3 separate regions of the Homo sapiens genome follow, and regions 2 and 3 are each linked to region 1. The links are chromatin loops, found by intact Hi-C in ENCODE. Cell type or tissue: ascending aorta. All regions are shown on one strand.

Region 1 (8,000 bases):
GGTTTTGCTGTGTGACAATTCCTTCTTTCATGGACTCTGGAAACAAAGACACTCCTAAAGGTGGACATGCTGCCCCAGGGCCTTTTTCCGGGCTACGGAATTATTGCTCTTTCTTCACACTCACCTTTGGGAGGCTTGGGTTCCCTGGCCACTGGCTAGTACAGCACAAGAATAACGCAGTGTTCGAACTCAACAGCTGTTAACATCTGGCTGAGGAAGGATACAGTATGAAGGTTCCCATCTCACTCTATCTTGAGGACTCAGCCTGAGAGAGAAAAATCAAGGAGTGGGGAAAGCTGTTACTCAGAAATCAGAAGATTTGCTTTGATGTTGGAGGACTGTGGCGGAAAGTTCCTCCCATCCTTGAACCTTATTTTTCTTACCTGCAAAGTGGGAGAATGACTTCAGGGGAATCCTTCAGCATGAACCATTTAATTCTTTAAACTTTAATCATTCAAGCCCTGGTCCTGGGGAAGAGGCACATTCTCCCATCTGTTGAGGGGCTGTTCTCCCCACCTGTACTTGGGGTGGTACCAGGAACCCCTATAACGGGTGCTGGAAGCTTCCACTAGAGGCATGGTCTTTTTGGACTCCAAACATTTTGTGCGTTTTTTTTTTTTAAGGGAAGCTATGTGAAAAACCTCCTCTGATGGATTTCTTTCAGAGCTCAAGCCAGGCAAATTCCCAGCACAAGCCAAGGCTTGGGAGCAAGAATATGTAGCAGGAGCAAGAGGCTAAGAACCAGGGTGCAGCTCTCACTCTCTCAAAGAATGCACAAGCTGGGGGTCGGGAGGGTTGTGAAAGTGGAGTTGATGTTTGCTCATCTCTTCTGAACTCCTTGTCTTACAAAAGGGGAAATGGGGGCCCAGAGAGAGAAATGAACTTGCACAGTCAGTCCAAGGTCCAGAAGCCTCTTCCTCTGTATTCTGATGCCCTATTGTCTCAAGACATCTTAGTAATAACTCTGTCCTTTTATTCCTGCATTCGTTTCTCCTTGGATATGTCTCCACAAGACTGAGTTTCCTGAGGGCCAAGAAGCAGGGCACAGACATCTCTGTAGGCTCCTTTGTGCCTAGCCTGCATCTTGTACACAGTGGGGGCCCAGTAATGATATATTAAGAGGGACTTCTTTGCCTTCATAAGAGGATTCTGGGATACTAGGAAATATTAACCCTACCTTTCACACCTGTGGGTTACCCAGATGTATTTAACAAATATGTGTTTAGCTTCTACCATTAGCCTTTTTGCAATTTTTTTTTGTTTGAGATAGAGTCTCACTCCTTTATCCAGTGTTGTGATCATGGCTCACTGTAGCCTCCACCTCCTGGGCTCAAGTGATCCTCCCACCACACCCTCCCAAGCAACTGGGACTACAGGCATGCACCACCACGCCTGGCTAATTAAAAACAAATTTTTTTTTTTTTTTAGAAACAGGGTCTCACTATGTTACCCAGGCTGGTCTCAAACTCCTGGGCTTTAGTGATCCTCCTGCTTTGGCCTCCCAAAGTGCTGGGATTATAGGCATGAGCCTACAATCTTTTTGTAAATTTTAAAAATAATTCTAGCATATATATCTAGCAACACTTTCTGGAGATCATTGTCTTAATCATTTCAGATGTGCACTTGTAACATTTTAAAATGCAAAATCAAATAGATAAGAAAAGCCATTCTGTCTACTGCCATCCTTGGTTACTATCTTCTGTAACCAGTGCCCAGCTGCACAGCCAGAGAGCTGTGGGTAGGGCCCATGGCTCTCTCTGGCCCCTGTGATTGCTGAAACTGGAACTGCTTGGGGAGCCCTGGGGCCCTGGCACCAGCTCCTGCTCAGTCCTGCTTCTCCTTTCACAGGGAACATGTCTACACACCAGCTCTCCTGAGCAGTCTTGGAACCCCTCCAAGGACAGCCCTGGACACTGGCCAAGGGGGAGGGTGCCCCTGGGAAGGACGTATCTATCAGGAAGCAGAGACTGTGGCAGGCAGGCATACACACGCACATGCTCGCAGGATGGCTGGCTTACCCAAGATTTCAAAAGAAGTTGGAAATCTGGATTTTTATGTGAAACGACTTGATTTTTAGAACACCCTATAAGCCAAAAAATAAACCCAAACCAAATGAGCATCCCTATGAACTGTGTCTGTGGGCCACTATTTGTGACCTCTGGTAGAGCCTGGCACTCCATAAACACAACAAAAGCAGATGTGTGAACGTGCCCACATGTAACTCACCCGGGCTGTTCACATTGTTCATCCAGATGTGGACCCTGCACACACATAATAGAGACCTTCATTGGACATTGACACACACATAGTATCTCCCGGGATGTGGTTTTAATATTTGCACTTTCCACCTAAGGAGACTGAATGTCAGAAAGATCTCTAAGATCATGTCAAAATCTAGGCTGCCTGACCACAAAGCCAGTGTTCTGAACCGCTGCACAAACCACCACCCAGATGCCTGCACTCTGAATTAAAATTGCCAGTTACTTTGCATCCTTCTCTAAACTAAGCTTTATGAATTTAGAGACTGTGTTTCATTTGCTGGTGCATCCCATCACCTGGCACTATGCCCAGCAGAGCACAGAAGGTGCTCAATACGTACTGGTGGGATTGTACCCACAGGCTCATACAAACGTGTACAGACAGGGCACATGTAAACCCACATAGCCCCACCATGCTGAAGAACACATGCACACTGACGTTCCCACATGCACACCACCCACCTCCATCTCCCACCCGCCAGGGCATTGGACCCTAAGCTGGGGCAGCCCAAGTTTCCCCTGCCAGCCCCCTGCCAGCCTTGCCCAAAGCCTTCAGAAATAGTTTCCTGGAAATCTCGAGGCGGCTGTGGTGTTCTTTTTCCTAACTCAGGAGACAACTCAGCAGTTTTGTTTTTCAAAGTCTGAGACTCATAAACCTGGAATCCTTTCTTCATTTTTTCCACCAGAATTTTCCTTGGCCTGTTGCCTTCCCCCAGGGCCTTGGCTAGGAGGTTACACTCGGAGCGCCCTCTGCCGGGCACTGTCCTCCCAACCTTGTGGGCAGTTGCAGATGGGACCTGCCCCAGGCTGCTTTACAGATGGGAACCTAAGTCAGATGGTGGTAGTGAGGAGAGGTTAGAGGATACTGGCCCATTGCAAGTGTGTGCCAGTGTTATTACTAGCAAGGGATCTTTTGTGATTTTTTTTTACGTTTTTGAAAATAAAAGAATAAATAGCTTCAAGAGCTCAGATGAAGGCCCTCTGCTCTCCCAAGGGCCTCTGTGTGGGGCAGATGACAGAGGTTTGGGAAAATCACCTCATTCAACTTTATTCTTGGGTCTCCATCACATTTAATAAGTGAGGAAATGGAGACACAGAGAGATTTTGGGGGAAGAGGTGCGAGGAATATTTATTGAATGGCTGCTATGTGCAAGGTATACTTATGAATCTCTGTCATTTCATCTTGGCAAATAAACCTGTAGGGTAGTTGCTTTTGTTTCCATTTTACAGATTAAGACATAGAGGCTCAGTGAGGTCTCTCAAGGTCAGAAAGGGAAGGGGAAGAGCTAGGATTTGAATCCAAATCTTCTTTTTCTTGGCTTCGTAGCCTCCTGGATTTTTTCCATTTGGCTGCAGGTCTGAGTTCAGTGGGGCCCAGGGTGGAGCCTTTGTGGCTGGACTCATCAGAGGCCAGGGTTCCTTGGCCTGGCTGCCCAGAAAGGCAAGCCTTTCTCCTTGTACACTACCAGAGAGCAATCTTTGGGGGACACAGTCTTTAGGGGACACAGGGGAATGGGTCAAGCAGCCCCACCAGGACTCAGAGCTGGGAATAGGCTCCTGGGACTGGCAGCTGTGCCAAGGCCCCTTAACAGTAAAAAACAGGATCAAATGCCTTTATCAACCAAACGCATGAGAGGCTCCAAAGGGCAGGGTTTTTTCTGGGAAAGAAAGCAGGTCCTGAAAGGTTTTTGTTTTGTTTTTCTTCTTAATGGGACCCTACATTTCACCAAGAGTTAGTCACTACCCTCCCTAATCCATCCTCCATCCTGCAGCGCTGTCCAGAAACTTTCAAAATGTCTCAGTTCCTGCAGGAAAACATCCAAACCCTTTATCTTGTTTGTTTTTGGTCTGGCTTGGCCTTATCTTCCACTTGTCTCATATAAGCAAACTGCTTAAGGGTCTCTGTCTGCACCTCCCTTGAGTCCCACTGCTGGGTGTTTGCTTACATTACTTCTCCTCTCAGAAATAACTTCATTTCAGTGTATCCAAACCTTAGTCATTCTTCCAGACCCAGCTTAGAGGCCATCTTCTCCATGGAGCCTTCTCCACTGCATGCAGCAGAAATGAACCTGCCTTGTACTTGTCTCATGGGCACATGTTGTAGTTCCCCTAATAGACTGAATCCCTTAAGAAACAGTGTTGGATTCATCTTGGATTCTCCTATATGGGTATGAGTGTGTGTGTGTGTGTGTGTGTGTGTGTGTGTGTGTGTGTATGCATGCACATAATAATGTCAATGGTAGTTTGAGAAGGGGAAACATGGTGAGCTTTGTCTCATGATAGCATATACCAGCCACCCAAGAAATCTTAACAATGAGATATGGGCACCATTTTAGACAAACAAGACAAAGGAGAGGTGGCTCTGCTCAGATCAGCCTCAATTCCTAAAGTTGGTGTGGGCAAAGAACGCTGTTCCCATGGACTAGAAGCAGGCCATGCACAAGGAAGCTGATGTGAAAGGCCTCTTAGTTTTGTCCAGTGGGGGAGGGTGACAAACTGAACACATTGCTGGATTCCTACGGCGGCAGAAGGAGTGAACGATGGGATACAGTGTGGTGCAATGAACGTGGAATGGTGAAAGGTCTTTAGAGACTGGGGGAGTGGCCCAGCACAGTGGCTCACACTTGTAATCCCAGCACTTTGGGAGGCCAAAACGGGTGGATCACTTGAGGTCAGGAGTTCAAGATCAGCCTGGCCAACATGGTGAAACCCCATCTCTACTAAAAATACAAAAATTATCCTGGCATGGTGGTGCACGCCTGTAATCCCAGCTACTCAGGATGCTGAGGCATAAGAATCACTTGAACCTGGGAGGTGAAGGTTGCAGTGAGCCAAGATCATGCCATTGCACTCTAGCCTGGGTGACAGAGCAAGACTTCTTCTCAAAAATAAAAAGAGAGAGAGAGATTGGGGGAGTGTCTAAAAAGCCCATGGACATGCCCATGAAAGAGTCCGAGTCTGCTTTAAAGCCCTTGAAAGCCATCTTATGGCAGTACTGGTCAAGTAAGCTCTTCTGCTCCCCTTTCTTCTACCTTTCCTCCCTACCAATCCCTCTAGTGCTGGAGAGGTCAGAAGTCACAGCTTGCACAGCAATGTGAATATACTCAACACTACTGAACTGTGCACTTGGGAGTAGTTAAGATGGTAAATCTTATGTTACGCATTTTAAATTTATTACAATCTTAAAGAAAGAAGCAGCCACACTAAACAGCCTTAGTAAGCTGAGAAGGAAACTCCAGGGAAAGAAGCAGCTGCCCGTGACACTATTCCCAGCTATAGGGGTCCCAAACCTGCAGCAAGCCCTGTTTGGGAGAGAAGATTGTATTTTAAATCAAGTTGAGAATTTTGCTTTTGTATGGGACTGAACATCAAATTTATGAATAGAGTTGTTTGGTGACTGAAGTGATCATAGGACTTTTTAGTTCCTAAGAGTGATCACAACAGTCATAAGATGCTTGAGTTTTCCTTAAAGGATAGAGAAAGGATATCTCTCCCTTCCCTTTGAATAAATCTTTATAGGGAGCTGGAAGGCAAAACAAAGTTGACTTATGAGTATGCACAGGGAGTCCTACTTACTTAATTTAGCAATTATATTTGCTTTTGTAAAATGGGATCTCTCCTTCCATTATATTTTTCTAATTGGTGTTGTTTGCCTCTATCACATCTTCCAAAGCAACTAAAAGCTTGGGCTTACCTCAGATAAAGGCACTTAACCATTACCTGAAAGATCAGCTGTGCTTCAGGCTTTAAACCCTTAATTGCTCGGTATTCTCATGTTCACAGGTTGAGGGACTCAGTATTAACGTGCCTTTGTTGCAAGTTCTTGTAAACAAAGACAGTAAAATTATGGTTCTGATGTTCTATTAATTGTCATTAATTTATACCTACCAAGTGTCAGGTCTTGTGCTTAGGATACAGAGAAGAACAAGATACAGCCCCTGTCCGCCAGGAGCTCACAGTGGGATAGAAGGCCATGATAAGAAATCAATGAGAAGGCTGTGGGTGGCAGGAGCTCCAGCACAGATGTGTTTCCAGAGAAGGACTTACAGGGGCTTGTCCTGAGTGTACCCTTGATGCTGGCACTATGTCTGGCCCATGATAAGCTTCCTGTCCCAGGCCATGTGCTTCCAGGAAGTTATCCTTGCTTAATTCTATGTCTACTCCGATTACTTCTTTACTTTATCATCTCAGCACTTTGCAATTCAGCCTTGTGTTCATTTACCCTGGTGCTGCAAATACAGGGAACACACATAATGCACAGGATACTGACATGCTGTGTATCTCAGGGCACTCAGAAGAGCTGAAGCTATGATTTGAATCCATAAAGTTTGACATCTGCTTCCCATTCGTAGGCAGTTATTACAAAGTGGCAATCACTGCCTTTGTGATGATCATAAGCATTTTTCATGCTCCTACCTAGTCTTTAAAATGATTCTTTTTAGAGGCTGCATAATATTTCATGGAATATGCATTCTGTCATTTACATGTAATTATGAGTAATAATTACAATTTCCCCCTTTCGAACTATTAATTTATATGTCAGGTTTTTTATATCACACAAAGTACTTCAATAAATTACAGTGGTATTGCTTTATATACCATAATTCTAGATTCATAGTAATTCTAGGCTAATTCCTACTTGATATCTCCACAAGAATGTCTAAAAGGCTTCTTAAACATAACAAAGCCCTGACAGAAATCCTTCTTCTCTTCTGTATTTGCTTGTGAGCACTGGGTAACAAAGTGCCACAAACTGGGTGGCTTGAAACAACAGAGATGTATTCTCACACGGGGCTGGAGGTTAGAAGTCTGAAAGCAGTTTCGGCAGGGTTGGTTTCTTCTGGCCGGCTCTGAGGGCGGACCCGTCCCGTGCCTCTCTCCTGGCTTCAGGTGACAGCAGTGGTTCTTTGCCTTCCTTGGTTTGTACATGCATTACTCCAATTTCTACCTCTGTCTGCATGCGACCGTCCTCTCCCAGTGTCTGCATCTTCACGTGAGGTTTTCTCTGCGTATCCCTGTGTCTACATTTCCCTCTTCTCATAAGGACACCTGTCATTTTAGATTAAGAGCCACCCTATTCCAGTGTGACTTCATCTTACCTTAGCTAATTACACATGCAACAAACTTATTTCCAAATCAGGTCCTACTCTGAGGTACTGTAGATTTGAATTTCAACATATCTTTTTGAGTGACGTAGTGTTCAACCCATAACATCTTCTTTCCTTGTTTTCCTAAATGTGTACCTTCTCCTGTCTTCTCCAGCTGTGTAAATGGCATCTGCAGCAGTGCAAGCCAGGAATCCGTGAGTAATCCTTGACTCCTCTGCATTCATTACCCCACCCTGATTCCTTCAGCAAATCCTCTCAGCACCACTTCCAAAACTATCCTGAATTCATCCCTGTCTCTTCATCTCCATTTCTTCCTTTCTAGTTGAAGCTACTGTTACCTGTCACATGACAATGGCACCAGCTCCTCACTGGTCTCCCCTGACTCTGTTCTCATCTACAACCTGGTCTCATGCCCTTTTGCTTAATACTCTCAACTGCATAGAATCCAAACATCTCACCAGTTCTTACAAAATCCCAGTGATCTGGCCCCTCTCACTTCTCTGACCTCATTGTCCATCACTTGCTTTCTTCGATCCAGCCACGTCAGCCTTCTCGCTGTTCCCTGGACCCCTGGGTCTTTACACGCACCAGCCTGGACCTTCATGTGGTTGTTCCTTCTTGTCAAGAAAATCTC
Region 2 (8,000 bases), 200 kb before region 1:
GGTTCCATTCCAGGCTGTCAGCTAAGAAAGAGGATCTGCTGAAGAATTGGAGCCTGGGCATGAGCTCTTGCCATGGATGGAACTTTTTTCATGTGTGAGGTTCACCAGTTAATCCTAGAACGTTAGAGTTAGAAGAGATGGCCTTAAAAAGCACCTAGGTCAGGCCACGCATGGTGGCTCACGCCTGTAATCCCAGCACATTGGGAGGCCAAGGCGGGCAGATCACCTGAGGTCAGGAGTTCGAGACCAGCCTGACCAACATGGAGAAACCCCATCTCTACTAAAAATACAAAATTAGCTGGGCGTGGTGGCACATGCCTGTAATCCCAGCTACTTGGAAGGCTGAGGCAGCAGAATCGCTTGAACCCAGGAGGCAGAGGTTGCAGTGAGCCAAGATCGTGCCATTGCACTCCAGCCTGGGCAACAAGAGCGAAACTCCATCTAAAAAAAAAAAAAAAAAAAGCATCTAGGTCTAATCCAAACATTCTTCCAGGAAGACACACCAAGGCTCAGAGCAGGAAAGGACTCATTCAAGCTCACATGATAACTTGGCAGCAGAACCAGGCCTGGAATGCATATTTCTTCTTGGTGCTGCATTCCTGATTCAGAAGAGCAGCTCTCCCTGCTAAGCAAACAGCAGGTGGGCGGATGTGGTCACTAATCAGTGCACTGGCACTGTGGGTCATTGAGCTTTAACCCCAGAGCACCATTAACAGCTTAACCCAGTCTGTCACCCTCTCCTCCCTGGAGGCCCTGCAGTCCTCAGGATTAGAAATAAACTGCTCTCAGCCAAGCCCCTGAAATAGGAGATGAAATGGCCCACAGAGACCATCCAATTTAGTTCCCCCAGTGATGCCGAATCCCCACCCTCTGTGCTGGGAAGCAGTTCCAGTGACCAATGAGCTCAGTGAGCTTGCAGGTGTGTGGGCAGGCTGCACAGAAGCAGAGGGTGGCGAGTGGACCACAGGGGGATGGATGGGCATGGAACTGGTGCAGTTAAGCATCGGCGTTCCCATTCTGTCTCCTGTCAGCTCTGTTCTCAAGTCCTTTTGCTATTACACTAAAGCCCATCTCTGTGAACTTCTGTCTACTGGGTCCAGCTCAGATCCCTGGAGCCCAGGCCACACCCCTTGTGAAGCTGCTAAATTAGGCGGGAACCCTGGTCTGCATGCAGGACTGGCTGCCTGGCTCTGTTCCCTGCCAAGCCAATATCTGTATACCACTTAGGAGAAAAACTCTAAAGCCAAATGAGGAAAAGCAAGGACGGCTCTGCCTGTGATCCTTGGATGGATCCCCTGTATGTGCCAGCACTATTCTCAGCTCTTAGCAGAGAACAGAAAGGCTCTGTTGCTGTTCTCATGGAGTTTATGTTCTGGTTAGGGAGCCAGAGAGTATATGGGTACCTAAATAAATCAGATAATTTCAGAAAATGACAGTGCTAAGAAGAAAACACAGACTAATAATGGGATAGAAAATGACTCCGGGGTGGCATGTCACTTTCACAAGCATGGTCAAGGAAGCCATCTGGGAGAAGGTACACATTGAGCTGAGGCCTGAATGAGAACGAGGAGGCAGGCTGGGGAAGACCAGGGAGACAGAATGGTAAATGCAAAGTCTCATAGACAGACACAAGCTTCGTATGTGTTTGAGAGGGAGAAAAAAGCTGGAATGGGTAGAATATAGCAAATGAGAGAGAGAAAATCTGAAAGGAAGTTTTGGTCTGAGCCACAGTCTAGTGCGCTGAGCTGGGCTAAAGGTTAAATCATGGTGATGATTCCGCTTCCAGAGAAACAGAGCCACAGCAAAGCAGAAATCACAGCATCATCATGGTGCTAACTGTGAAGGCCAGATGCCCACTGGGGCAACTCCACTGTAACTGCAGCTCAGTCAGTTCTCCAATCCAACAGGAAACACCCATCCCAGGTTTGTTTCTAAGCCAGATGACCTCAGGGGGGCTTGTCTGCTGCTCCCCCAAAGCACAGTGTTCTTCTCAAGGAGCCCCCTGGGGCAGAGGCAACTAGAGAAGGAAGCCTACATCTTAAGAGTTTTTGTGAACTATAGAAGGCTAGACCATGAGCTTCACCTCCTTCACGGGCCTCCTTTTCTTGCTTTCAGGAACTGATCTTCTCTTCTCTTCTCTCTCTTCTTTCCTTTTTTAATAAAAACTCTCATGGCGTCCCAGGCTAGAGTACGCAGTGGTGTGATCTCGGATCACTGCAGCCTTCGCCTCCTGGGTTCAAGTGATCCTCCTGCCTCAGCCTCTTGAGTAGCTGGGACTACAGTCTTGTGCCACCACACCTGGCTAATTTTTGTATTTTTAGTAGAGATGGGGTTTCACCATGTTGGCCAGGCTGGTCTTGAACTCCTGACCTCAAGTGATCTGCCTACCTTGGCCACCCAAAGTGCTGGGATTACAGGCGTGAGCCACCGCACCCGGCCTTGCTTTCAGGATCTTCATGGGGTCTCTTCACCTCCTTCCCCAACCAGGCCTGTTCTCAGAGTCAGCTTTGGTAAAATAGTTCACTCTGGGATATAAATGGTACTGTACCCTCTCCCAGGAGTCCTGTATTTTATCAAGAGTCAAAGTCCTGGCTGGGTGCAGTGGCTCCCGCCTGTAATCCCAACACTTTGGGAGGTCGAGGCCAGTAGATCACTTGAGGTCAGGAGGTCAAGACCAACCTAGCCAATACGGTAAAACCCTTTCTCTACTAAAAATACAAAGATTAGCTGGGCATGGTGGTGCGCACCTGTAGTCCCAGCTACTCAGGAGGTTGAGGCACTAGAATTGCTTGAACCCAGGAGGCGGAGGTTGCAGTGAGCCAAGATGGCGCCACTGCACTCCAGCCTGGGTGACAGAGTGAAACTGTATAAAAAAAAAAAAGGAATCAAATTCCTAAGCCAAATAAATGCATCTATAGTTGTGTAAATTAAGAAATCTGCCATCCAGGTGGGGAGGGGGTACCTGTTGCATCAGCAGGTTGATGGCGGGGCCCTGCCTGGTCGGTGTGGTTCTCCCTCTCCCAGGCCATGTCACCTTGTTCAAGTAGAACATTTATTCCTGCCCACCACAGGCATTTGACTCTCTGGAATTCATGGGAGGTTCTAGAGTGCGTCCGGCTCTGTGTCAACTACCACTGTGCAATTCCTGCAAAGGCAGTTGAGGCGGGGGTGGAGTAGCCCTGAATAAACTGACAGCCAGAGGACTGGGATATCAGCTGAGAACGTTCCCATGGAAAAGAAAAGTCCAGCCCCTTCCAGCAAATGCTGCCTGGCTCTGCAAAGAGTGCCTTGTCATCTCATTGGCATTGCTTCTGTATTTCTTTCCTATTTCAGACCAGAAGTGAGTGCATGGAGGATCTCTGTGAGCTGGTTTTCTCTATCTTCAGGATAATCCAACCTTTAGTAACAAAAGCAGAAAAATCTATTCCTATCCTTTGGCTCCCAAGTCCACATCTAAGTGATTCGTCCTAAGGATGTATTTCCAAAATTGTTTTTAAATCTTGTTTCAGGCCAGGAGCGGTAGCTCACGCCTGTAATCCCTGCACTTTGGGAGGCTGAGGTGGGTAGATCACCTGAGGTCAGGAGTTTGAGACCAGCCTGGCCAACATGGCAAAACCCTGTCTCTGCTAAAAATACAAAATTTAGCCACGTGTGGTGGCGGACACCTGTAATCCCACCTACTCGGAAGGCTGAGGCAGGAAAATTGCTTGAACCCAGGAGGCAGAGGTTGTAGTGAGCCAAGATGATGCCATTGCACTCCAGCCTGGGCAACAGAGTGAGACTGTCTCAAAAAATAAGTAAATAAATAAATCTTTTTTTAAATAAAGGTTGCTAGTATTATGCATGATTACATAAAGTGGGGCCTACCCAGGTCCCAAATGACAGGTGGATGAGCAAACTTTGGCCCCCATTTGAAAGAATACTATGATAAGCTTAAAAATGACAAAATGAAATTCGTCAAAATATAGAAAAGTATATATGAAAGAATGTCCAGGGAAAATATTGGAAACCCAAACTGCACAAATCAATCAGTTTCTCCCTGCAGCCCTGTTGATGAAAACTGGAAGAGTTCAAGAAATAGTTATGTAAAATTTAAATAAAGTCCATGTTCTTTTTTGTGGGTATTTGTGTGCTTAAGTAATGTAAGTATCATAATCCCTAAGAAAATACTTTCTAACTTTTAAACATTGTTCACTATAAAATTATCATTCACTTTCTTCAAAAAATAATAAATTATTTTAATAATTGCTAATTGCTCTGTCTAGAGTTAGGTGGTTGGGATACAGAAGTAATTGCTTCCTGGCATTCAGGAAAGTACGGGTCTTGTTTTGACCAGGCCTCTGCCTTCCCAGGGTTACTCCAGGAATTGGGATCTAGAACAGCATATGTTTACACCCAAAGGTGGGAGATCACTTTCTCAGGCAGGACTGGTCCTGGACTAGGGAAAACTACTCATCTAGCCCAAATGACTTGTCCTTCCAAAGAAACTATTCTGCTCCCCCAACTAATAATATTAGCCATATCAAGATTCTTAGCTGCAAACAAGAAAAAATTTGCCATGGATAGTTGCATAACAATGATCATTATTATCATCACTTTTGGTGCAGTTGTTGTATGCAGGCACTGTGCTGGGCTCAATGGGAAGGGTTTTATGTGCATTATCTCTTTTTATCAACAACCTAGAAAAGAAGGCAATTACTTCCTGTTATGGATGAAGGAACTGAGGCTAAGAAAGGCTGAGAAACTTGCCCAGAGACCACAGATTTAGTAAGTGGTAGAGGAGATTTTCAAAGCTAGAGCTGACTGCCAAGCTTGAGGTCTTAACAAGCTTAGTTTCTGCAATGAAAATCCTGCTGGGCTTCAGTGAGAATCCAGCAAGCTGGTGATGCAGCCTCCATCCTTGGTGGGCCCCTACTAGCCTTAATATTTCAGGGCAGTTTCCAGGAGAGCTGGCTGGAGTCAGTGGTTGGCATCCACACGCAGCAGAGCCATGAAGCTGGCTTTCCCAGCAGCTCACATTAACTGGCAGTGGCAGCCAAGGCAGGTCAGAAGCAGAAATGCTCTCAGGGCCTCAGGAAACATCTGCAAGTCCTCAAGGAGACAAGACCTGCCCCCTTATCACCTCTTCGGGGGAGAGAGTGGGCCTATCCCATCTGCAGGGAAAGAATGAACACATTGCTTTTATTTTCCAAGGTGTGTTCCTGTAAATGAAACAATTCACTGCTATGCAACTTTTAGGATTGGCCACTTGAGAGCAGGCCTTGTACTGGACAATGGGGTGGCAGTCCTGAAATCAGAGCCACCACCTGCCTGCCAGGGCTTGTGGGGCAAGGGTGAAGATGGTGACAAGTGACAAGCAGTATTTGCAATTCAAAGTGAATGGTGCAAGGAAAAGGGGATGTGGTGTAAGGGGGAGAGTATGAACTTTGGAGTCAGAAAGTTCTGTTTCTTCATGTCCTGGTTGTGAGACTTTGGGCAAATTTCCTAACATCTCGAGGTTGTTTCCTCATCTGGAAGAAATGTAAATAGTTATACTTGTATTGCATAATTACCATGAACATTAAAAGGTACAAGTATATCAATACTTAAAATTGCCTAGCAGATAATGGGAGCTCAATAAATGATAACATTACTAGTGTTATTAAAAAGGCTCAGTTGGAGGATCTATAAATGGTGTTGTTGAAAAGAAAACAGAAGGGACATATTAGCTGGGTTTTGATGGGGAAGTAGGAGTTTGTTGACTAGCTGGTAGGCAGGAAGGGTTTTCTAGTTAGCAACTTAGCAAGGACAGCTTTGTGAAGGAGCATGGAACATCCAGGCAACATGAGTGGACCAGTTAGGAGCTACTGAAATATTCCCATCAAAATACAGGGGCGTACCCCTGGGGCAAGATGACTCTCTGACGTCCACTTACTACTATTCTCAAATAAAGGACCATGAACAACCTCTCCGTGTAAATTCATAAACCAGCATTCTTGTTAGCTACGCTTCCTGAAATGGAGCAGCCTCCAGGCCCATGGCCTGACAATCCACAGGGAACAAACAAAGCTGAGAATCAGATTCCAAGAGCCCACGCTCTTCCTTCTCTGGAGTTAGACAGGCTTGAGTTTTCATTCCTGTCCTTGCTGTGTAAACTTGGCAAGTCACTCATCTCTCTTATCTTTCAGTTTTGCCATCTGAAAAATGGGAATAATTATACATTACACAGAAATTGTTATACATTATCACAGTACCTGGTGCATGGCAGGTGCTATCTATTCTTTAGAGAAAGGAGCTGCTTTCTTGCCTGAACTTATGGCAGAGTGAAGGCAAGACTGACATATTCTGGAAGAAGCCCCACAATCTCGACCATGAAATATCAAAAAAAGACTTTCACAAAAATGGCATAGGATAGATGTTATTCTGTACTTTGCTTTTTTCAATGAATAATACAACATGTGAATACATTTAGATCTTTCTCTCTTTTTTTTTTTTTGGAGACGGAGTTTTGCTCTTGTCACCCAGGCTGGAGCCCAATGGCACAATCTCAGCTCACTGCAACTTTCGCCTCCCAGGTTCAAGCGGTTCTTCAGCCTCAGCCTCCGGAGTAGCTGGGATTACCGGCACCTGCCACCATGCCCAGCTAATTTTTGTATTTTTAGTAGAGACGGGGTTTCCCCATGTTGGCCGGGCTGGTCTCGAACTACTGACCTCAGGTGATCTGCCTGCCTTGGCCTCCCAAAGTGCTGGGATTACAGGCGTGAGCTACTGTGCCCAACCCTTCTCTTTTTTAAAAATTGAGAATTTTACAGTATTATTACAGTATTAAAGCTCACCCTTTTAAAGTGTACAAGTCAGTGGTTTTTAGCATATTCATGAGGTCTTTCTTGCAATCATCACTATTACCTAATTCAGGACAATTTCATCATCCCAAAAAGAAACCCTGTATCTGTTAGTAATCATGCCCCATTGCCCCCTTCCCCTGCCCCCAAGGACTGCTTATCTTATTTTCCATCTCTATGGATTTGCCTATTCTACACATTTCATACAAATGGAATCATATTATATGTGGCCTTCTGTGTCTAATTTATTTTATGTAGCGTAATGTTTTCAAGATTCATCCATGTTGTAGTATGTACCTCATTCCTTTTTATGGCTGAGTAATATTCCACTGTATGGATATAATACCATATTTTATTTATCTATTAGCTGATGAGCATCTAAATTGCTTCCATTTTTGGCTATTATAAAGTAATCCTAATTTCTTTAAGTAGTTGCCTTGTATTCCATTAATTAGAGGTAGCATAGTTTAGTTAAGCACTTCTTACTGAAGGATAGTTCTGGTCTTCTTCATTGTTTGCTAAGCAAAGAAAGATATTGTTACCACAACATCCTTCTAGTCTAAGAGATAGTCAAAACTTACCCCATTTCCTGAGGGAATTATCCAACAGAAGCAAAAAGTTGTATTGCAAAATATACTAATTGCAGCAATTTTTGTAGTAACACAAAATTGGGAACTACTTAAAGAGTCCACAACAAGGAGCTCTTTAAGTAAATTCTATTGTTCAATTAAATAATGTACAATTACTAAAATGATAACTATGAAGGCAATATAGCAACAAGTGAATTGCAAATGGTGATCTTAAGTGGAGGAAAAACCATGACAAAATGCAAAATGGCATCCCTTGCCCACACTGGTTCTCGCGATAGTAAGAAGTAGGGCTGGGAAGCACATCCATGCCCTCTGGCCTTGAAATTCCTGTCTCTGCCATGTCACAAGGAGGAACAGAATCCAGGCTTCCTCACTAAGGAGCAGGCTGGGGATCACTGCCACCCTACAACTACTGTGGGTTCTAGGAGAGGGCCCGCTCAGGAGAAAGGAAGGCTCCCCTCCCACGTGACGAGGGGAAGCTGAAGTCACTGTTGCCTTCCCTAGATTTTGAAGGTCCTGACTCCCTAGGTCCCCAGGGAGTGGGTCATAGCTAGGCTGTATAATGGTGACGAGAATTGTGGACCCAAGT
Region 3 (8,000 bases), 350 kb after region 1:
GTTGGCCAGGCTGGTCTCAAAGTCCTGACCTCAAGTGATCTGCCTGCCTTGGCCTCCCAAAGTGCTGGGATTACAGGTGTGAGCCATGACGCCTGGCCCAGGGCCCTGCTTTTCCTGCCTCAGTGTTCCCTAGGATTCTGCCCACCTTCTTGTCTTGATTTATGTATATAGGTTCATTCATTCATTCATTCATTCATTCATTCATTCATATATTCATTCATTTGAGAGATATTTAGGCTCTGAGCTGGGTGTTGAAGAATCAGCAAAAAACAAGACTTTCCCATTCCTCATAGGTCTTCAGTAGATCATTATTTACACTGAAGATTAATTCTTGCTGTGAAGGAAACGATCAGGTTATGGGAGCGTTTGGGATTGGGTGGGAGTGGTGAGGTCTTATCTGGACAGATCAGGGAAGCCTCCCCTAAAAAGTGAGACCTGAAGAGGGAGAGGGAGGTGGCTGAGTGAGCAGGGAATGGAGGAGCCCCCTAGGCAGAGAGGCGACCTGGGTAAGGCTTTAGTGAGGGGGAGTCCTTGAGGAACTGAAAGAAGTGAGGGAGGCTGGCCAGGGAGGGGGGCGTGGCAAGAGGAGGGCCTGGGGGCCAGGCAGCACCTAGGTTATGTGGGCCCTTGAGTTTGGATTTTATGCTAGACCTCTGGGAACCATTGGAAGTTTTAAAGCAGGAGGGTGACTTGCCCAGATTTCATTATCAGAACCCTTGAAAGGGACAGACACAAGGACCATCCTGATAAGCCATGAGGGTGCAATTTTTGGTTCTTCCACATCAGGGTATCCTGATGCTGTGCCTTGGTACGGGGCTTGTCATTGGGCAGTCCTGGGAAATGTGCACTTTCCCAGGATTCTCTCAGCTCTTTGCATTTTTTAGTTTACCCGGCCAGTCCTTGCTAAGCTGCTGCAGTGGAGAGGGAGGTGAAGCAGACACCACCGGGCCCTCTGAGATCCACTCTAATCCAAGACGGAGACAGTGGAAGTTAACGCCCAGAGTGCTCTGTGATAAGTGCCAAGGGGCTCAGGGAGACAAAGAGTGCTTTTCCTTACTTGAGAGTCAAAGAAGGCTGAGAAGGGGGAGTTGGGCATTCCAGGCAAGAAGGCACCGTAGGCACAGGCTTGGCCGCTGGAAGAGCCCACTGCGCCTGGGGGCTAGTGAGCAGGAGTGTGAGGGTTGAGGTGGGGAGCTGGTTAGAGAGGTTTTGAATGCTGGGTTTCTATCCTCTGGGTACCAGGGAGCCATGGACAGGTCCTCAGCTGAGGAGTGACTTGATCCATGGGATTTCAGAACAATTAGTCCATGGCAGGCAGAGCGGAGGGTGGATCAGAGGACAGCAGCACTGGGAGCTGGTTGGAGAGAATGAGTACCATTGCTGAAGCCTTGTCACTCCCCCCACCGCACACACACAGCAACATCCTCAACGCCCCTTTCTGTTCCATACCTCTGTTCGGTTATCCCCGAATTGGCCGGCCAGCCTGAGCTGTCCAGAGCCCTTTCACAGCAGCACTGGGGTGTGTTAAACCCTGGGCTCCAGAGGCAAACAGGTCTGGGCCTGAAACATCACCGTAGCCCTGACTTGCTCTGTGCCCTTGGACAAGTCCCTTACTCTTCTCAGCCTCAGTTTCCACATCTGTGAAATGGGGGTGATAATGGAGTTGGTGATGATTAAACAATGGGGAAATCAAGTCCTTAGCACATGTCTGGTGTATAACGATGGCTGTGTTAGCTTTGTGTCCTTGTTGATTGTAATGGCCCAGTCCATGTTGTAATCTGCCCCTCAGGGAGTTCTTGTCTTTGGACATAAATCTGAATTCTCAACTAGAAACAAGATGTCCCCAGCAGCCCCAAAGGAAGCCTCTAGTGGGACACTGAGGGGATTGGACATGCTGTTACCCACTGGGACCCGGCACAGGGCTGGGCACACAGAAGCCTGGACTGGGTTTTATTTGTTCCTTTATCCCCAGCACTCAGCACAAGGCTGGTACAGCATGGCCAGGTGGCTGGGTTCTCAAAAATACTAAACAAAAAAATGAAATTAAAAAAAAATTATTAATCTTGGACATCATCCCCCAGCACCTTTATTTTACAGCTGAGGAATCTGGGGCCCAGAGAGGAACAGTGGCTCATCCAAGGCCACTCAGCTCCTCAGTGGCAGGCCCTGAACCTGTTCATTTCTCCCTGCTCACATGTTTATTACAATTCTAATTTTTGAAATCCTGGTAAGTTAAAAATGGCATCATGTCCCACCTCCCTAATTTACCTTTGGGGAAACTGGGGCCCAGAGAATGGTAGTGACTCCTTCAGGTCCTCAGAGAGGGAGAAGCAGGAAAAGGGCCTCCTCTCCACAAAGCATACCCCCACTAATCAGCAGTAGGCAGGCAGGTTCTTCCCCCCAAAATTGACGGCCTTGTGCTTAAGGAAGCAAAGTGGAGTGTGAACAATAGTTTCCTGAGGAAGTGTTGGGTTTTAATTGTGTTGAGGAGAAGAACCATTTCCGGAACTGTGTGTGCCTGTGATGCCTGCGGAGTTGGCTTGGCACAGCTATTTCCAGACTAATCCTGAGTCCTATTTATAGGCTGAGATGATTAGGTTGGCCTGTGTCAGGAGAGGCCCACATAGCTCCCCCCAGCCTCGCGATGGCCGAGGAAGAAGCCCTCAGGGGCAATTCTGACCCATGGGTGAGTAGCACGGGATCTGGGGTGGTCCCCGAAGCCAGCTCAGAGGAGGGACGCCAGGGAGACCCGAGGGAAAGTCCCGCTCCTGACTCCTAGTTCAACACCAGCCAGGCCCCCTGCAGAGATGAAACCAGTTCCAATTCTATTCTCTCCCTGCTTAAAAATCCTCAGTGTGTCCGGTCAGGCCAGGACTCCGTAGCAGTCAGACCCCTTCTCCCCGAGGTATCCACTGTCTCAACCCCAGCCATGCTTCTCCAAACTGTTTACGCTTCCTTGTGCAGGCCACACCCCCAAGCCTTTGCGTCTGTTGTTCCCACCTTCCCAAAAGGGAAACTCCATTTATCCTCCAAGGCTCTGCCCCAATGCCCCTCCTCCGTGGCTCTGTTGGGCCATGGGTGCTCCCTCCTTTGTGCTCCCAGGGCCCACAACTGCTTGAATGACTATTGGTGTTCCTGTTTGTGTGCCCTCTGGGCCGGGAAGTCAGAGAAAGAAAGGAGACAATTTGTGATTGAACAGCCACTGTGGCCATCATTCTCCTTACCTGTCTGATGAGAGCTGATCTTCATGCCACTGTGTACAGTAGGTATTTTTTAAAGGTGTGTAGAAGTGAGAGTCAGACTTCGGACTTCAGAGTCAGACAGCCCTGAATTCCTAATGGTGTAACCTTGGGCTGAACCTCTCTGAGCTTTTGTTCCTCCGTCTATAAAAGGAGACAATGCCAGCCATGGGTTTTGGGGAGGATTCAACAAGACAATGCTTATAAAGTACTTATCATCACAATGGGCTTCTATGAGCATAGGAGGTGTTATTTGCAGATGGGGACGTTCATTCCGGGGACGTCCCTATCTAGGGCCCCACACAAGGGAGTGGCTGAGACTCCAAGTCTTGGAGCCTCCGACTCCACCCTGTGTTCTCCCTCCCCTCCCTCTCTTGGCCCCCTGGGCCTATTCTCTTCCCCAGATCAGGGAAAGCTTTGTTTGGCGATTGTTTTTCCTAAGAAGTTTCCTCTGTGGGGCCTCTGGGTGACTCAGCCCTGAGTCACCGGGAGGCTGAGGACAGGGGGAGGAGTGGGAGGGAGGCGGAGGGAATGGAGAGACGAGAAGAGGAAAGGGCTCTAATTCTAGCCCTGGCTCTCCCACTGTTTGATCAACTAGGTCTGACCAGGCCCCTCTCCTGCCTAGCCTCAGTTTCCCCAAATGTGAAAGGAAGATGTGGGCCCAGTCCTGGCTGAGCCTCAGAATCAGAGGTTCCCGGGCCCCACCCTAGACCTACAGACTCAGAGGCTAGGGGTGGGGCCTGGGAATCTATTGTTTCCTGAGCTCCTTGGGTGATCCTGCTGCACACCTGGTCCACAGAGGTGTTAGGGAACTGCTCGGCTCAAACTGGCTCCCAGCTGGGCCTCAGAGCAGCTCGGCCTCTGATTGAACTTCACTGACCCACAGGGAGCGCCCTTCTCTTGCAGAATGCTTTGGCAGAATAGTACACAGGAAGCGTGTGGGCTTTTTTTTTCTTTTTTTTTTAAAAACAGCTTTATTGAAATATAATTTACATGATTTATTGGAGTAAATTTACATATAATTTACATACACATAATTCACTCAATTCAATAATGTTTAGTACATTTACAGAGTTATGCAACCATCATCACAATCCAGTTGAGAAGATTTTCATCATCCCCAAAAGGATCCCTCATGCTTGCTTACGTCCATCTCTATGCACACCCCATAGCTGACCACGCATCTGCTTTCTGTCTCTTTGTTGTTTTATTGTTGTATTTTTTGTCACCCAGGCTGGAGTGCAGTGGCGTGATCTCTGCTCACTGCAGCCTCAACTTCCTGGGCTCAAGCGATCCTCCCACCTCAGCCTCCCGAGTAGGTGGGACCACAGGCACACACCATCATGCCTGGCTAATTTTTGTATTTTTTGTAGAGATGGGGACTTGTGGTGATGCCCAGGCTGATCTTGAACTCCTGAACTCAATGGATTCCTCCCGCCTCAGCCTTCCAAAGTGCTGGGATTATAGGCATGAGCCACCTCACCTGGCCTGCTTTCTGTCTCTCCGAAGATCCAGAGCTGTGTTCATTCCAGCTGGCCCTGTGACCTCATGCAAATTATTGCCCTTCCATTACTCCTCTGTATGAGAGGGAATAATCCTACCCTCCTTGTAGGGGGTTGTTTGAATTTCACTAATGTGCACAGTGTCTGACGCACCCGAGGAGCTGGGCACGTGGGAGGCTGGTACGCAGGGCACAGGACATAACACAGATGCCCAGGTACGGTTGGCACAGGCCTAGCAAACATTTTAAAGCACTCACTCTGTGCCAGCTTCTTAGATTAAGCATCTTACATGCATTACCTACTTTAATCCTCGGTGAATGTGAGTATCAGTTTCATTTTATAACTGAAGAAACGGGCACTGAGACGGGAAGTCACTTTTACAGGCTCACATAGATGATAGTTGATAGGGCTGGGAGTCCATCTGAGAGCCTGTCCTCCCTAAACATCATCCTGTCCCCTTCCTGATGTGAATCACCAAGCAAGGGACAACACAATTCATAGATCCAGGACAAGGTTTATGGCACATACTTCTAAGGGGTGGGACCTGGTATCATGGACACGGCATTCAAGAGATAGTACATGGTATAGAGTCTGTCACAAAACAGACATCACATGGTGCATGAAGCATGACCCAGGGGTAAGAGGCATGGGATGCCGCTAAAGGGAGACACACAGGACAAAGCAAGAGGAACGCAGGGCCTGCTACGTGGCACAGTCACAGGGTATGTGACACTGGGCATGACAAACTCTATGATGCAGAGACATGGTACTTAGGATTTGAGACTTGAGCTATGGCAACTGGGCAGGCTCTTGGCCACAGTGGGACCCTTTGTCATCAGGGATCCTCCATTATGTTGGTGCCTGGGGCCCCAGCAAGCAACAGCAGGAACCAAGTTCCTCCTCCTCACAAAGGCAGTCTGTTTTTTTTTTCTTTTTTTTCTTTTTTTCTCCCTCCTCCTCCCTGTCTCTTTGGATGCCAAAGAGTGGGAGGGGCCCAGCGGAGTGGTGGCCAGAGTAACCCCCCGCCATCCCATCAGCTCAGACAAGGGTCAAAGCTTGGGGCCAAGCCCACGGCTCAGGAAGGGTTTGCCAGGCCCCCAGATCCCCTCTCTCTGAGATAGCTGTGAGCACCAGTGTTGGCTGGGGTGAAAGCCGGGTAATTTTCCTCTAAGCTGTCCTCCCTCCGCTCCCCTCCCTGCCTGCTGGTGCTGGCTGTGAGCACGTCTGCATTCCAGAGCTTAGGAGAGAGAGAACCTGCTGCTGTTAAGGTTGAGGAAGTAGATTGCTAACAGCTGCTGTAGGAGGGGTTGGATGTGCGGAAGAGGAGGCCGTGGATTGCAGGCTAACATTTCTTGAGCCTCTTGGCACCTGGCACTCACTACCTCATCTTGTCTCATTTGCATAAAGCCCCAGTAGCCCGGTGAGGAGACAGGCCCAGAGAGGCAAAGAACTTGCCTAAGGTCACACAGGGAGGCAGAGCCAAGGCTAGACCTTGGTCTCCCGGAGGCAGGCAGGTGAGGTTGTATAGAGGTGATGGCACAGGGGATGTTGTTGGGGGGTTAGTGGGCAATGAGACTGCAAGGGCTTGTGGGCCCCATATCACAGAGGACCGAACTCAGGAGTCCTGACTTCTTTCTGTCTGCACCGAGGTCTGCAGAAGGGATGATGCAATCTGTATGAGTGACAGGCCCAGTGCAGAGAGAGTTTAAGGGAGTGAGGGAGCTGATGTTATGATCCCAGGGAAAAGATGGGGACACCAAACCAGGACAGTGGCTGGAGTGTGGGGGTGAGAAGTGGGTATAAAGTGGAGAGGAGATGAGCTTGGTCTCTGCTCTGGTCTCAGCCTTTATGTACTGTCTTGGTGGGATGACCGTGGTTGGGTCCTGCCTCCAAGGGTATCCCAGAGGGTTCTAGAAACTCCCACATGGACAGGCACTTGAAGGATAGTGCTGGTGATTGGGCAGGTGCCTGGATGGAGGTGAGGCCTAAAGCACACCCGGGGACAGAAGGCAGCACCCACACGGGAGCCCAGCTTCGTGCCAGGGACTGTATTTTAGGTGCTGGATCTTGTTTAAATCTTCCGGCTGGCTATGATTATCCTCTAAGCTGGGGAAGGAAGAAAAGCATTCCAGTACTATACCTCTGTTTGGGTTAAAGGAGGGGAAAGTATTTTAAATAAAACCTATTAGAGTTAAAAGGATGAGTAGCAATAAAAATATCTTTGAATCTCTGATGGTTCTATTGTAGTCAAAAGTTTTAGATAAATTGTGAAGAATCTCTAATCATGCTATGTGGAGTTTTTCTCTTTTAAAAAATACAAGTTATTGTATATACTTAAGGTATATAACGCGATGTTATGAATACATTTAGATAGTAAAAAGGTTACTATAGTGCAGCAAATGAACATATTCATCATCTCAGCTGGCACAAAAGTAATTGCAATTTTTGCCATTACTTTCAATGACGAAAACTGCAATACTTTTGCACTGCACTAATAAAATCTGCTCATTTAGCATGAATCCCAAAATACAGTACAACTTATTCCCTATAGTCCTCATGTTGCACATTAGTGCTCTTTTTTATTTTTAAATTTTTATTTTTGTTATTTTTAATATAGAGAGAGACAGGGTCTCACGACATTGTCCAGGTTGGTCTTGAACTCTGGGGCTCAAGTGATCCTCCCTCCTCAGCCTCCCAAAGTGCTGGGATTACAGGCACAAGCTCTCTACACTTGTTCATTCCACGTATCTGCTACCTTGCACCCTCCATATCCTCATTCGTGGATTCAACCAACCACAGATCAGAAATATTAAAAAAAAATAAAAATTAAAAAAAGTAAAAATAATACAAATTTTAAAAACAGTGCAGTGTAACAACTATTTACATAGTTTATTGTTACATAGAAATTTACATTTACATTTTTATGTAACAACTACAGTATAACAACTATGTAAATAGCATTTACATTGTATTAGGTTTTATAAGTAATCTAGAGAGATTTAAAGTTTAATACATGGGAGAATATATGTAGGTTGTATGCAAATACTGTACTATGCCATTTTATATATTGGTGTACAGCATCTGCAGATTTTGGTATCTGAGGGAGGTCCTGGAACCAACTGATCCCGCGTGGATAGGGAGGGACAACTATTCTCTGATATGTCTCCCCACTGGACTTTTTTTTTTTTTTTTTTTTGAGTTGGAGTCTTGCTCTGTCACCCAGGCTGGAGTGCAGTGGCGCGATCTCGGCTCACCGCAA

Evidence for each region. Hi-C counts contacts between places; a loop is a spot of excess contacts. Peaks named below come from ENCODE experiments on the same cell type or tissue, not always from the same donor. Only the 100,000 strongest peaks of a DNase experiment are listed, where the experiment ranks them.
Region 2: it touches region 1 in a loop (1.8-fold over the local background); 5 of 110 quality-filtered maps call a loop at or near these places.
Region 3: a loop joins it to region 1, with 2.4 times the contacts of the local background. A loop is called at or near these places in 2 of 110 quality-filtered maps.

What each region holds. Positions count from the first base shown.
Region 1 is chr9:120,933,690-120,941,689 of GRCh38, forward strand. No RefSeq gene overlaps it. Among named protein-coding and RNA genes, the nearest start is that of TRAF1, 11 kb to the left of the region's middle. In ascending aorta, a CTCF peak has its summit at 3,024 (motif pointing left); DNase peaks (open chromatin) are centred at 742, 1,902, 3,002 and 3,655; H3K4me3 peaks cover 836 bases; H3K27ac peaks cover 7,209 bases.
Region 2 is chr9:120,730,189-120,738,188 of GRCh38, forward strand. No RefSeq gene overlaps it. Among named protein-coding and RNA genes, the nearest start is that of MEGF9, 20 kb to the left of the region's middle. In ascending aorta, no CTCF peak of the experiment used is centred here; DNase peaks (open chromatin) are centred at 603, 1,159, 3,173, 5,382 and 1 weaker place; H3K27ac peaks cover 6,126 bases.
Region 3 is chr9:121,283,500-121,291,499 of GRCh38, forward strand. The region is part of intron 2 of GSN (gelsolin); the gene reads left to right. It overlaps GSN-AS1 (GSN antisense RNA 1), which reads right to left and starts at 2,031. Exons shown (of 1, transcript NR_103560.1): 1 at 1-2,031. RefSeq lists enhancers at 1,258-1,758, 2,573-3,772 and a silencer at 3,912-4,206. In ascending aorta, a CTCF peak has its summit at 4,073; DNase peaks (open chromatin) are centred at 2,602, 3,006, 3,692, 6,052 and 4 weaker places; H3K4me3 peaks cover 4,536 bases; H3K27ac peaks cover 8,000 bases.